Regions from separate parts of the Homo sapiens genome. Here region 1 is linked to region 2. Evidence: read pairs that join two places in POLR2A ChIA-PET (ENCODE). Cell type or tissue: MCF 10A. All regions are shown on one strand. Each heading gives the region's core, and the rest is flanking DNA. Links, peaks and the distances in the headings are about the cores only.

Region 1 (6,165 bases), core at 2,278-4,777, 1.1 Mb before region 2:
AAGGCTTCCCAGTGCTCTCCGGGCAAAAGGTTAAGGCAAGAGGAAGGGGAGTGTTTTAGTTCCAAAAATATCCCCTCTCTTTGAAGCAGGTGAATTCTTTCTATGCTTAGTTCTTTGGAACAAGGGTTGAAAGCCCAGGGCTCAATCCTTTCTTGTTGCAGAGAAATGGTTTGATCAGGGCTAGTCTCCATTTCTCAGCAACAAGGAACTGAAAACATGGAGGGCAACGATTTACATCAATGTGTTCAGCCTTCCCACTTCAGGTTCCCTCCATGACTTCTGGTTCCCCCCACGGCTCGAGGCAGGATGCCTCCCCTGCCCAGTGGGAACAGGGTCCCCAGCAGCCAGAGGAGTGCTCCTGGCAGCTCTGGCCTGGGACGGCCCCTAGGAGGCCCCCTCCCAACTCCTCCCCTCCTTAATTTCCTCACCCCCTTCACTCCCTTACCCCCTCATCTCCTTCAGCATCCTCACCTCCTTCACCCCCTTGCTCTCTCACCCCTCACCTTACTTATCTCTTTACCCCACCCTCCACTCCTCCCAAATTCTCCTAGCCCCCTTACACCCCTAATTCCTCTAATGTCTCTTACACTCTCAATCCCCAGCCCCTCAGTTCTTCTCTCCCCCTCCTCTCCCTCAGCCCCCCACCCCTCCCCTCCCTTACACTTCCCCACCATACCCTGCTCCCTTTGCATCCCTGCACCTTCGGCCCTGCACACAGCTGCTTCACCTCATCCGCAACCAGTTCCTTTTAGTAGAGGCTGGTCTGATGAAAACCAACCCAGGCCAATTTTCTGTAGATTCTGGATATGATCATTTCTATTGCAATGAATAGAAAACTTAGCTCAAAAACCGACTTGAACAGTAAGGGAATAACATATTAGAAAATGCAATGGAAAGGCCAGGAGTGGTTCAACTTGCAGGAATGGTTTGATCAGGGCTATGTCTCCATTTCTCTGTGATCTGCCCAGTTCTGTCCTTTTTGATGATTTGGCTTCATTTCATCCTGATTTCTCAGATGGTGGCAAAACAGCTGCAATTGTTCTGGGCCTCACATCCGCATACCACACTGTGGAGTGTGAGAGAGAGAGAGCTCTCCCACCCCACCCCCAAATATTTAACACGAGTCCTGTGCTTCACTCTGATTTAGCCAGCCTCAGACAGACATTATGGCCAGGAGAGTGTCAAGCACTGATGGGCTTGAGCCTAAGTTCCTTCCCATCCCGGAACAAATAAATCACTGTGGCAAGGGGGATGAAACTACATGGACTGGCTTATGGAGCTAGGAGAGGGATGATTTCCACCAAAGCAGCATGCTGCCCTACTGTGGGAGAGGATGGGGGATGGGGTAGGGGTGGGCTGGGAGCCATCACATTGTCTGCCTCCCAGTGACCTGGTCTTTGGTCTTAGGTACAATCTGAGCCTCAGGGCGTCCTAGTGAAAGCATGGCATTTAGATACTGACAGACCCTATTTGGATATCAGATCTGCCACTCTCAGGTTAAGGAAGCTTTAACAAGTTGCTTAATCTCAATGAGCCTCAGTTTTCCCAGCTGTAAACTAGGCATAATTCTTCCTGCCTTTCAGGGAATTAACATATGCAGGAGAGTCTGCATGGTGCCTGGACCCCACATCTGTCCAGATGCCTGGACAACTGATATGTGGTAACAATAATTATGAGAATTTTTAAGCCACAGATCTCAGGAGTAGGCTGTCTGTTCCCCAACCACCCTACCACTGCTGTCTGCTAGAAGCAAAAAGCTCTTTGTGTTGCATTTGAGCCAGAGGCCAGTACAAAGGTTTCAGGTGACCTGCTGAGCTTCTTCTTGTTCTCAAGTTGCTGGTGAGTCAGGGCCCATGGGCATGTGGCTGATCCCCTCATCTGCCCCCGGGCATCCTAGGAGAGCTTGTTCCAGGTAACACACTCAGAGCTGGCAGGCACACGGCTATGAAAAGCTTTTAGTTCGCTAACAAAGTACTAAGCAAGATTCTGGGAGTAAATAAAGGAATAGTCTTGACCCTGAACATTGGTGTCGGGCTTGAAGGCAGGAGCGTGGGCTTTGGAGTCAGACAGCACTGGTTCCAATCCTGGTGTTGCCACTTAGGACCTGTGTAGTTTACCCCTTGGGAAATGATTTCCTCCTTTGTAATAAGAAAATAATAATCAGGCTCATTTCATGGGTTTGTTTTGAGGACTGACTGCAATAAACCATGCAAGGAACCTAGGACTGTGTCAGAAATTAATGATTGATAAAGGTTAATGCTATCATGATCAACTGCCAATAAAAATATTTCAAGAATCTCTCTGCATTGCGTCTGTAACATTCTAGGATTTGTTGATTATATCTGGGGTTCAAGAAAATTTACAGGATGCTCATATTATGCCAGTTCAACTTGCATCAACATCAATTCATTCAACTGATATTTACTGAGCACCTACCAAGTGCCAGGTACTCTGCCAGGAGCTGAAAACACAACTAGGCAGCCAGGTATGGTCATGCAGGTTGTGCACTGCACAATTTCATGTGCCTAGTCACATCCTAATCTGTGTAAATGCCCCCCATGCTCTGGAACTGTGCAGTGCACAAACTGTCTGGACATACGAGGTGCCCTGCCTACTCTCTACTCAAATCATTCCACCAATATATAATTCAAAACTCAGATGTGTGTAATGAGGAATAGGCAAAGGAGGGCTGGAGTGAGGTCCAAACCATGTAGAACCTCATTGGCTGGGTTAAAGACTTGGATTTTTATCCTTGGAGCAATGGGAAGCCATTGGAGGATTTCTAAGGGGGAGCAACACAATCCAATTTGCATTTTTAAAATATCCTCTGGCTGCTATGTAGAGAATGGATTACAGGGACAAGTGTGGAAAGCAAGGTGTCCTCCATGAGGCTTTTCCAGGAGAAAAATGGTCACATCTTGGACTGGGTGGCAGGAAAAAATGAAAAGAGGAAGAAATTCAGGGGTTTACATGGGCTGGGGGTGGGGAGAAGAAGGAGTAGATGGAGGCTGGGCATTTTTTCTGAGAGGGGAGCCAGAAGGAAGACCACGTTTGCTCCAGACTTCCTAACAAAATCTTCTGTGAAGGGCTTTATGGTGCACCTTCTGTTTCCGTGCCTTGAGACACTTAACATTTCCTCAGCAGCTGCAAGAGTCAAGCTATAAAGGGCAAGCAGGGAAGTGGGTGGTGGGGCAGGCTCGGGGACAGAACTCCAGCTCAAAGCCCTGGCTCAGGAAGATGCTATAATCTCAACCAGGTCAAGGTCATGTCTAAGTCAGGAGCTATGCTGAAAGCCTCGACACAGAGCTGCAATCCTCATCCATAAGTGACAGCAAATCCAGTGTTTGAATTCCCTATGGGATTGCACCTTTATGGGAACCTGCCTGAGGCACTGGAAAGATGAGTCAACCCCAGGCACCGGAAGCATGCGAGACCTCAGAAGTCTACCTGTTGGAAAGCCTATTATTAGACTTCTAAACTGCCTCAATCTAGCCCACAGAGGCACATCCTACCTGTATGCAAATCTCCTTTCCACCCTTAAGTCATTCATTAGTCACCAATGTCTCCCCAGCTTCCAAATCTAGTTCCGCTCTGGAGAGATTACCTAGGGCAGAGTGGGCACCTCTGAGGGCAAAGGTCCCACAAAGATCAACTGCCCTGATTCTCCACCACAAAGGGTGACAATGGGCCACTGCCCTGGCAAACAGGCCACCTCCTCCCTGGAGGACAGCTGGACCTCTGAGTACCTTTCTCTCCGAAGCTCAGCTGCAGACCCAAGCCTCAGAGTGGGTCACAGGGTGAGGGACCGGCAGGGTGCCAGATAACTCAGTGGATATTTACAAAATGGCTTGCGAAGCAGGTTAGGGTCAAACTTTACCAAAAATTCAGTCTTTCAAAGAGTGTAACTGTGAGATGCAGACTTCCCATCAAAAGAGTCCAAAGCACGTTGTCTTTTAGTGTGTGCTATCCCCCTGTTCATTCATTCATTCAGAAAATGTGAATGGAGCACTTTGTGTTTGGCAACGTGCTAGATCCTAGGAAGAATTCAGACACTGAGAGGGGCAGGGTTGCCACCTGTTGGGAGTTTGCATTCTAGTGTGTTGGGACCTAACAGTCTCCCTTTGCCTGAGGTCTGAAAGCTTCTGCTCATTGTCTAGATGTGTCCCTATCATTCTTCTCAAACCTGAGAGGAGGTGCATTAAAAAAAATAACCGGTGCACCTCCTGATTGTAACGAGACCTGCCCAGCAGAAACCAGGATACTCCTGGAGTATTCAGCCAAAGCGGATAACAACCATGAGCTCAACCCCTTGTGGACAGGATGTAGAACAGATTATTAAGTAGGGCTTGCCAATACCTAGAGAAATAAATAGTAATAAAACTAGCTAACATTTGAGCTTTACATGTGCTATTACTAATTCAGTGCTCATAACCACCTTACGAAATTGGTATGATGATTTTTATTGACAAATAACATTTGTACAAATGATACTTTGTTACATGCATAGAATGTGTAATTATTGAGTCAGGGTATTTAGGGTAACTACTGACTCAAGTATTTACCATTTGTATGGGTTGAGAACATTTCAAGTCCTCACTTTTAGCTATTTTGAAATGTACAATACATTGTTTTTAACTACAGTCACCCTACTCTACTACTGAGCATTAGAACTTATTCCTTCTCTCTAACTGTATGTTTGTATCCATTAACCAACCTCTCTTCGTCCTCCACACCCCATACCCACAACCTTCCTGGCCTCTGGCATTCTATCATTCTACTCTTCACGTCCACAAGATCAACTTTTTAAAAAGCTCCCACACATGAGTGAGAACATGCGATGTTTGTCTTTCCATATCTGGCTCATTTCGCTTACCATAATGACCTCCAGTTTCACCCATGTATGCTCAGCAAATGACAGGATCTCATTCTTTTTTATGGCCAAATAGTATTTAATTGGCTATGATGATTACTTGGACTCTGCAGATGAGGATATTGAGACAGAGAATGTGGTTAACAGCTTTGCCCAGTGCCACGCAGGTAGCAAGTAGCAGAGCCAGGATCCACACCGAGGCACCTGGCTCCAGGGCTGTGCCCTAACTGCTGCGCCACACTGCTTCTCCTGGGAGTGCCCCCTGGAGAGAAGCATGAATGCACTGGGAGAGAGTGTGTCCATGCATCCATGTTGCCCTCCTGGCAGGGTGCCAGGATTAGCATATCAGTAAAAGACAGTAGATACGGGGTTTCTGGACAAGACCAGAGAACTATACTGTGTGGTTGGGACAGTGACTGGTTGAATGACTGTCTTCAAGGGGAAGCAGTGACTGGGTTGGTGTTACCCTGGAGGGGCACGTCCTTGAGGAGGGCCACAGGGCATGGAGTTTGCCACCTAGAACATTGGAACCAAACATTCCAACAAAGATGCCCTCAGCCTTGGCCCACTGAGCATGTTCGTCAGTGACTCGGATACTCAGGGGTGAGGCTGTGCCTACTGAGTCTGCAGAGGCAGGAGGGAGAGCCGGTGCAGGCCATATAGACCTCTGTCTCCCAAGCTGGTGGTCTCCCTGGAGGAGGAGAGAAGACGATTACAAGCTTCAATGAGATGACTTCTGGCAAACAAAAGCAGTCACCGCTTAGCAGAAGGAGGCATTTATTGGCAGGTAGGACCTGGCTGGACGCAGTGGGGATGCTGGTTTTGTGGTCTCCTGTCCCAGTCCTAGACACTCTGGAGCCTGGGCTTTAAATCCCATAAGGCCGCTGGCTGAGTCAGCCTCAAAGAGCTGCTTAGCCTGTAGGCTGCTTCCTGTGACTGGATCCCTCAGAAGTAATATCAGAAATGAGATTTGTGAGCAGAGGCTGAGCTGGGAGAAGAGTCGGCTCTGTTGGCTTGGTTTGCACTGTCACCTCCAACCCATGTGAATGCCTGTGAGTCTCCTGTTAAATCCCCTCCAAAGCCTCAGCTAAAAGACATCCATGTCACTGCTACTTACGTATTAGCAGGAATTAGTTTCTTGGTTCCCAGGCCAAGGACTAAGAAGCACCCAAGAGAGGCTAAGGAACCGCCCAAGACAGACTGGCACCCAGGGGCCTCTGCAAAGCCAGATGGGAGGATGGATTATCTCCCATTGCTGTGGAACCACGAACTCTGTGGCTTAAAACAACACCCAC
Region 2 (6,165 bases), core at 1,475-3,974:
GAGCTCAGATGGAACAAAAGGAGATTTGGCTACAATTCCCTAGAGGCAGCAAATGTGTGTACCTGGGAGGGATCTCATTAAGATCCAACCAAGGACAGAGGTCACTGGGAGCTCATTGGTTTGTGTTCATTTATGCCCTGCCAGTTGAATTCACTTTGATCACTTTAATCACTAAAGGATATCCAACTGAATATCCTTTTCACTTTGATTTCTAAGGAAAATAAGGAGGGAGGGGAGTGACGGAAGGAGGGGTCAGGCATAGAGAAATCCCACAATCCATGAAGCATATTAGATGACTTTTGCTTAGGCTTGGACACTTTGCTTCCCCAAATGGATTTACAGCCCTGAACCAAAGCTAACAGAGAAAAGAAAAACATGTCACTGAAAGTAACATGTTGACATGTGTTGATGTCTCAGCCAAAATTTATAGCATAACCCAGAAAAGACACTTGAGATGCAGGGCCATGCATCCTGGCTGATGGCATGTTTCTGGAGACTACTGGTAGGCGATATCCCAGACAGGTCAAGGCCAGTAAGGAAAGTGCCCAACAGTGGCTCTAGATAGAATCACTGAGGCTCAGAATTTAACCTCTGTTTTGTGACGCTTGAAGCAGACATAACAGAAAGTCTGGATTGGGTAGAAATGGAAAAGAACAGTTTTTAGATTTGATGAAGACTTTGGAGGAGAATGAGGAAGAAGAGAAGGGATAAATATCTATCTATGTTTATACACACGCAAACACACACGCACTGAAAACACTTATATAAGTATCTACTATATATATGTGTATATATATGTATATGTGTGTATATATATATAAATGTGTGTATATATATATTTGGAGAGTGGGACATGTCCATCTCTGCAGTGTGGTGAAGGTAGGGATATGGCTGTGCAGTCCTTGTGTGTAGGTGTGTATGCACTCACAAGGACCACTGTGCACATGCGTACCTACAGACACACACATGCACACAACACACACTTTATCTCACAAAACAGAATTATTATATATGTCCTTTTTGGCTAAGAAAGGGGAAGGGGGATTGAGCCTTAGCTATGGGTAAGAAGTTGCTAATAGTAGGAAACTGCTTATTCTGAAAACTTCTGCAATTCCAGTTAATCCTATCTTGGCTCGAACCCAACTCCACAGAGTCTTGTAGGTTTTGCAGAGATAGAGAGGTTAAAAGGGACCCCAGGATGCTATTTTGAAAAACTCCTCATTTCCTGGGGCCTGCTTTGGGTTCCCGGAATGAGAGGAGGACAGCACCCTCAGCCTTGTGGAGGAGCTGCTGGGCAGGTTGTGTCCCCTTTGGGAGGCACAGTTTTGGAGGGGCTCAACGTACTCTGCTGTGTGGTGACGGTGTAGATAGGGTTATTGAATCCTTGTTGTCTTTACTTAAGAATGGGGTAGGTTTCTGGCTTAAAAATTGTTTCTTTGTTTTTGAGACCGGATCTCACTATGTGGCCCAGGCTGGAGAGCAGTGGTGCAATCACAGCTCACTGCAGCCTCGACCTCCTGGGCTCAAGAGATCCTTCCCACCTCAATTTCCTGAGTAGCTGGGACTACAGGCACAGGCCACCACACCCAGCTAATTTTTGTAGAGACGGGGTTTCATTATGTTGCCCAGGCTGGCCTCCAACCCCTGAGCTCAAGTGATCCGCCTGCCTGGGCCTCCCAAAGTGCTGGGATTACAGGCGTGAGCCACTGTACCCAGCCAAAAATAATTTTTTGGGTGCCTGTCTCTGTCCTGCTGATCACCAGACTGGACAAGCATTTGTTACTTCACCTTGGCAGATGTGTGTCTGGGTCCAAGGTGGCCAAGGCCCACAGGGCTATGTCACAGTCAGGCCACAGTGGATCTGGAAATGCTAAGTCCAGAGAGGGGACATCAGGCAGCTCATTGCCACCCGTCTCCATCTAAACCCCTGGTTCTGGCAACTTGTTTCTCAGTGTGGAATGCAATAAGCCTCTTTAGTAGGTGGCAAGTATTATTTCTTCTAAGAAAACTCATTTGTTTTCAAATTAAGCTATGTGTTTCAAATTGAAAAAAAAAAAAACTTAACAGACCCTAAGAAATAAGGGACAGTCAATGCTTGTCAGACTTGAAGGGGGCAGAGAAAACAGTAGAATCATTTGATCCATAAGTAACCTCAGGGCTAGGACAAGGAGCTGCCTACTGGTTCTTTTCAGCCTCCTGTGTGTCCCTCAAATGGAACTTTGGAAGCTTGTTGTCCCTTAACAGACTAAAACAAAATCCTTGCCACTCCCCCGCCCTACCATTTCTAAAAAGTTGAATGCAGACAGTCAACTCTGGCTCATGTGGCTCTCTTCTTGAGTTTAGACCGAAGGAACTCTTGGTTTGTGCATTCAGGTTTCAAATGAAAACCTCATCAATGAAGACTAATGGAAAAAAATAGACCTTTGGCAGGAATCTCAGAGTCTGACAAGCCTCACAGAAGATTGTGCAGCTTGAGGGTACCTTCAAAGTCCAGTGCAGGCCCTTCTCCAGGACTCTTCTCAATGGATCTTCTCATTACCTCAATCTCAAGAGCTTGTCTCTTTCCCTAAACAACTGACCGTGCCCATATTATTTAAGTACCTTAAAAGGAAACGGAGAGTAGGAACTGGTCCCGTGGATCCATTTACCTGATCCTTGTGTAATGCTGATAAAGGCAACATCTGGCCCATTTTAAATCTATGTGGGTTTGAGAAAAATGGCACCTGTCAGAAAAGAAAGCTTTTTCTTGAAGCATTTGTTCAGACTTCATATTTTTGTTTAAAAAGAACTATTATTTTTTTTTCGTCTAATCTTCAGACCAATCCCACACAGTAAGCTACTGGGCTATTAACAGGAAAATTAAGGCATGAGGTATGAAGGAACTTGTCCAGGCAGATTCATGATCCCGGACACTCAAAGATGAAGCCCAGGCCTGGGAGTGGCATAGGAAGATGAGTAAGCAGATGACCTCTAGGCTGTGCAGCTCAACCCCAAGTCCCGTATGAAACGTGAGGCAGTGCTGTGTGGTAGAAAGACAGGCACACAAGCCAGCCAGCCAGCATGGCTCTAGCTGTGTGAATGTGACCCAGTTATTTAATTTCTCTAGAGCTCGGTTCCTTCATCTTTAACATGGGAAAAATAGTGGTAATGTGACAATTTGACTTGGCATTTTGGTAGAGATTTTTGGCATTCACAGTAAATTTTTATGATACTCAAAGAAAACCATTAAAATGTCAGCTTTAATATATAGATTTATATCTGTGATGCTTGTATGTATTTGAAAGAACAGGGAAGAATAACTGGGCTATTAGCATTAATTACCACATGAAGCAGAACTTGTGAGAGGAATTATTAACTTATTCTTCATTTATCACTTTATTATTTAATTTGTTAGAAGAATCATTGATTACTTTTGTTTTTAAGGAGATCTAATAAATAAAATCTATTTATTAAAAAAATCTATTAAATAAATAAAATAATAAATAAATAAATAAAATAAAAATTAAAATCCATTTAAAAAATATCAGCTCTAAAATTTCCCCAGTATCTTCTGAGGAAGACACCTTAACACATTCCTGACTCCTACCCCATCCCTAAGCCTCATGTTAGGGATGGAGAGGGTTTGGGTTGGAATAAAGCTCAAGACGGGGTGAAGTTGAGGTAAAGTTCAGGGATGGGCTGAGGGCTACAGATCAAATGGAACATTTAATTATATGACTTCTGAGCTTTATTTAATCAAGAGGGTATACTTTAAAATGCCGTGTTTTGAATGATAAATCCCATAGGTTTGGGGGAGTTTTAAATGAGATGCTGTCTGTGAAGAGCACAGCACACGTTGATGATGGAATTACTATTAGCACTCCTTGCCTGCTTCCTTCCTCCTTCTTTCTCCTATCCTCCCTCCTTCCCTCTGGCTACTGAAAGAGCGAAAGACACTCTTACTCTTAACCCCATGCTATGCTGCCTTGTAAACTTGCCATCTCAAACACAGAGCCCTGTCATGATACAGAGGGGCTGGCACTAATTTTTCTGGTGCCTTCAGGGCACACAACCATGGTCCTCAATCATTTAAAAGATGGTTCTTGTTGCGCCTCCCCCGCATCACCTCAAGGACACTCTTCTCAAGGATCTTTTAGAACTCTGGGTTCTGCCTCATACTAGGTCATTAACTAATCATTCACTTCCCCAGCTAGGTTGAAGGACAGTGCAAGACACAGGCCAGCATTCCAGAAGCCCTGCACGGGGCTGAACTGGGCTCACAGACAAGTGAGCAAACAGTAGGGGCTTAAGGGCTGCACTGTACAGGAGGGGCCAGGAAAACTCTGAGGAAGCCAAGTTGGCTGAGAAGGCCACGTTGGCCTTGCTTGTCTGCACTGCCCCTTGGTCTCTGAACAATACTGCTCTAGGTCTGACTGGGAAGCTTGGAATAGGGTTTTGGGAGAAGTTCACATGCTGTGATTGTTTTAATAATTTAATTTTTCAGTTACCCAGAACGGCAGGGATTTTCTTTCTCCCCACAGCCTACTTTCTTTTGAGCCTGCATCCCTTTTGAGAAAGAGATTTCTGAGAAATGCATACAAAGCAGACTTGTGTGTGTGTGTGTGAAAAAACTTATCAAAGTTACCCTGCATGAGGTGGTCAACGTGACTGGCAGGGAACTTTTCTGTGTTTGGAGATGTGCCTTTCTGAGATATCCCAGGAACCTAGAACCTCAGTAATGAAGGATCTCACATTTCCCCCTGCAGGATGGAGCTGGAGCAGGTTGGCCCCAGAGATTGGATCCTGGGTTGCAGAGGAGGAAGATGCGTACTTTCCACTCTCCATGCTGACATAGACCGTTTTATATATATTTATTTTTTCATATCACATAATTTCAATCACCTTCCTGCACTAAAAAACGTAGATTTCTCCAACATCATTCTTGAGGCTTGCAGTGGATTCTATGAGATGAAGGTACATTTTCACATATGTTCAAACTTCATAGCCTGTCTTTCCCAGTGGCTTGTGATGGAGTCCTCATCAGTGTAGCGAGCTGGGGAAACATCACCGAGGAGGAAGCAATGACTGACTGGCCTGATGTGAGGTGCTGCCCCAGAGGTCCGTCTTGGCCTGAACCCCCTGAGATGAGCTGGGTCGCAGGCCCCCGATGTTTGCAGCCATGGTACATATGTGACATTTCTGCCAACACACATAATTATACTATCCCTTAATTAGTAACCCTGTCTTTATACCAGGGAAAGCTTCAGCTGCTTGTCAACAAAAATATATTTGTCCCACGGCCTTAAAAACACATACACATAAATTGCCAATTATTCCCCATTCATAGACTTTGGCAAGACACCGGAGAGCTGTTTGCTTTCCCTTAGGCCAAATTAAGACTTACCTTTCATGGCAACTTATTTGCCGGAGTAATTTTCCACCTCATTTAATTAGGCTAATTGATTCAACAGCCCTGTCAAGGGACAACGCAGTGCTGGGTGCTTGGGGCAAATTATTCTGACCTCCTTTGAGCAAAGGCCTGATTAGTCTTCCTGTTTTCAAATCCAGATCAGCCTTTTTTTTTAACCTTGTGTGTCTCACTTCGTGCCACATGGGTAAGTACATGTGGAGAGCCACTAATTTATTAAGCACTTTGAAAAGGGCTGGGTGCTGAGCCCAAGCTGGTGATTCCATCCAAGGAACAATGAGCTCACTGAAGCCTGAGAGTGAATAGAAATAACTGGATCTGGGGGAATCGTGAATTCAACAGATTCCAGCGCAACTAAGAATTGTCATTCTCTCCAGCTGTTAGTTCAGACGTTCCAGGAGGCATTCTGCAGGCCGTGTTCTAATGCATCCAGTTCAGAAATTTTATGGTTTTTAGGAAAAATAAATAAAAATCAGTGTAGTAAGCTGGGGAAACAGCTCTGAGAAGGAAGCAAAGGCTGACTGGGCTAGGTAGATCTTAGATCTTGCTAAATTGCAAAATGGATTTCTATTCTCTTTTTCCATGTTCTCCTTCTTGCCCCTTTTCTGATACATGTGTGTTTCACTGGACGTCAAGTGTAGAGGAATGGCTACACCACACGAAGCAAATAATTAGAAGCCAATGCTCATTGAGGCCACACTATGCGAAGGGACTGTTCTCGACTCTTTACGTGTATCGATTCATTTAATCTTCATTAC

What was found. Peaks named below come from ENCODE experiments on the same cell type or tissue, not always from the same donor. Only the 100,000 strongest peaks of a DNase experiment are listed, where the experiment ranks them.
Region 1: POLR2A ChIA-PET joins it to region 2 with 6 read pairs; 1 of 35 experiments calls an interaction of 5 or more read pairs at or near these places.

Annotation. Positions count from the first base shown.
Region 1 is chr6:44,671,203-44,677,367 of GRCh38, forward strand. No RefSeq gene overlaps it. Among named protein-coding and RNA genes, the nearest start is that of MIR4642, 240 kb to the left of the region's middle. In MCF 10A, for the core only: no CTCF peak of the experiment used is centred there; a DNase peak (open chromatin) is centred at 3,429.
Region 2 is chr6:45,780,961-45,787,125 of GRCh38, forward strand. No RefSeq gene overlaps it. Among named protein-coding and RNA genes, the nearest start is that of RUNX2-AS1, 210 kb to the left of the region's middle. In MCF 10A, for the core only: no CTCF peak of the experiment used is centred there; a DNase peak (open chromatin) is centred at 2,941.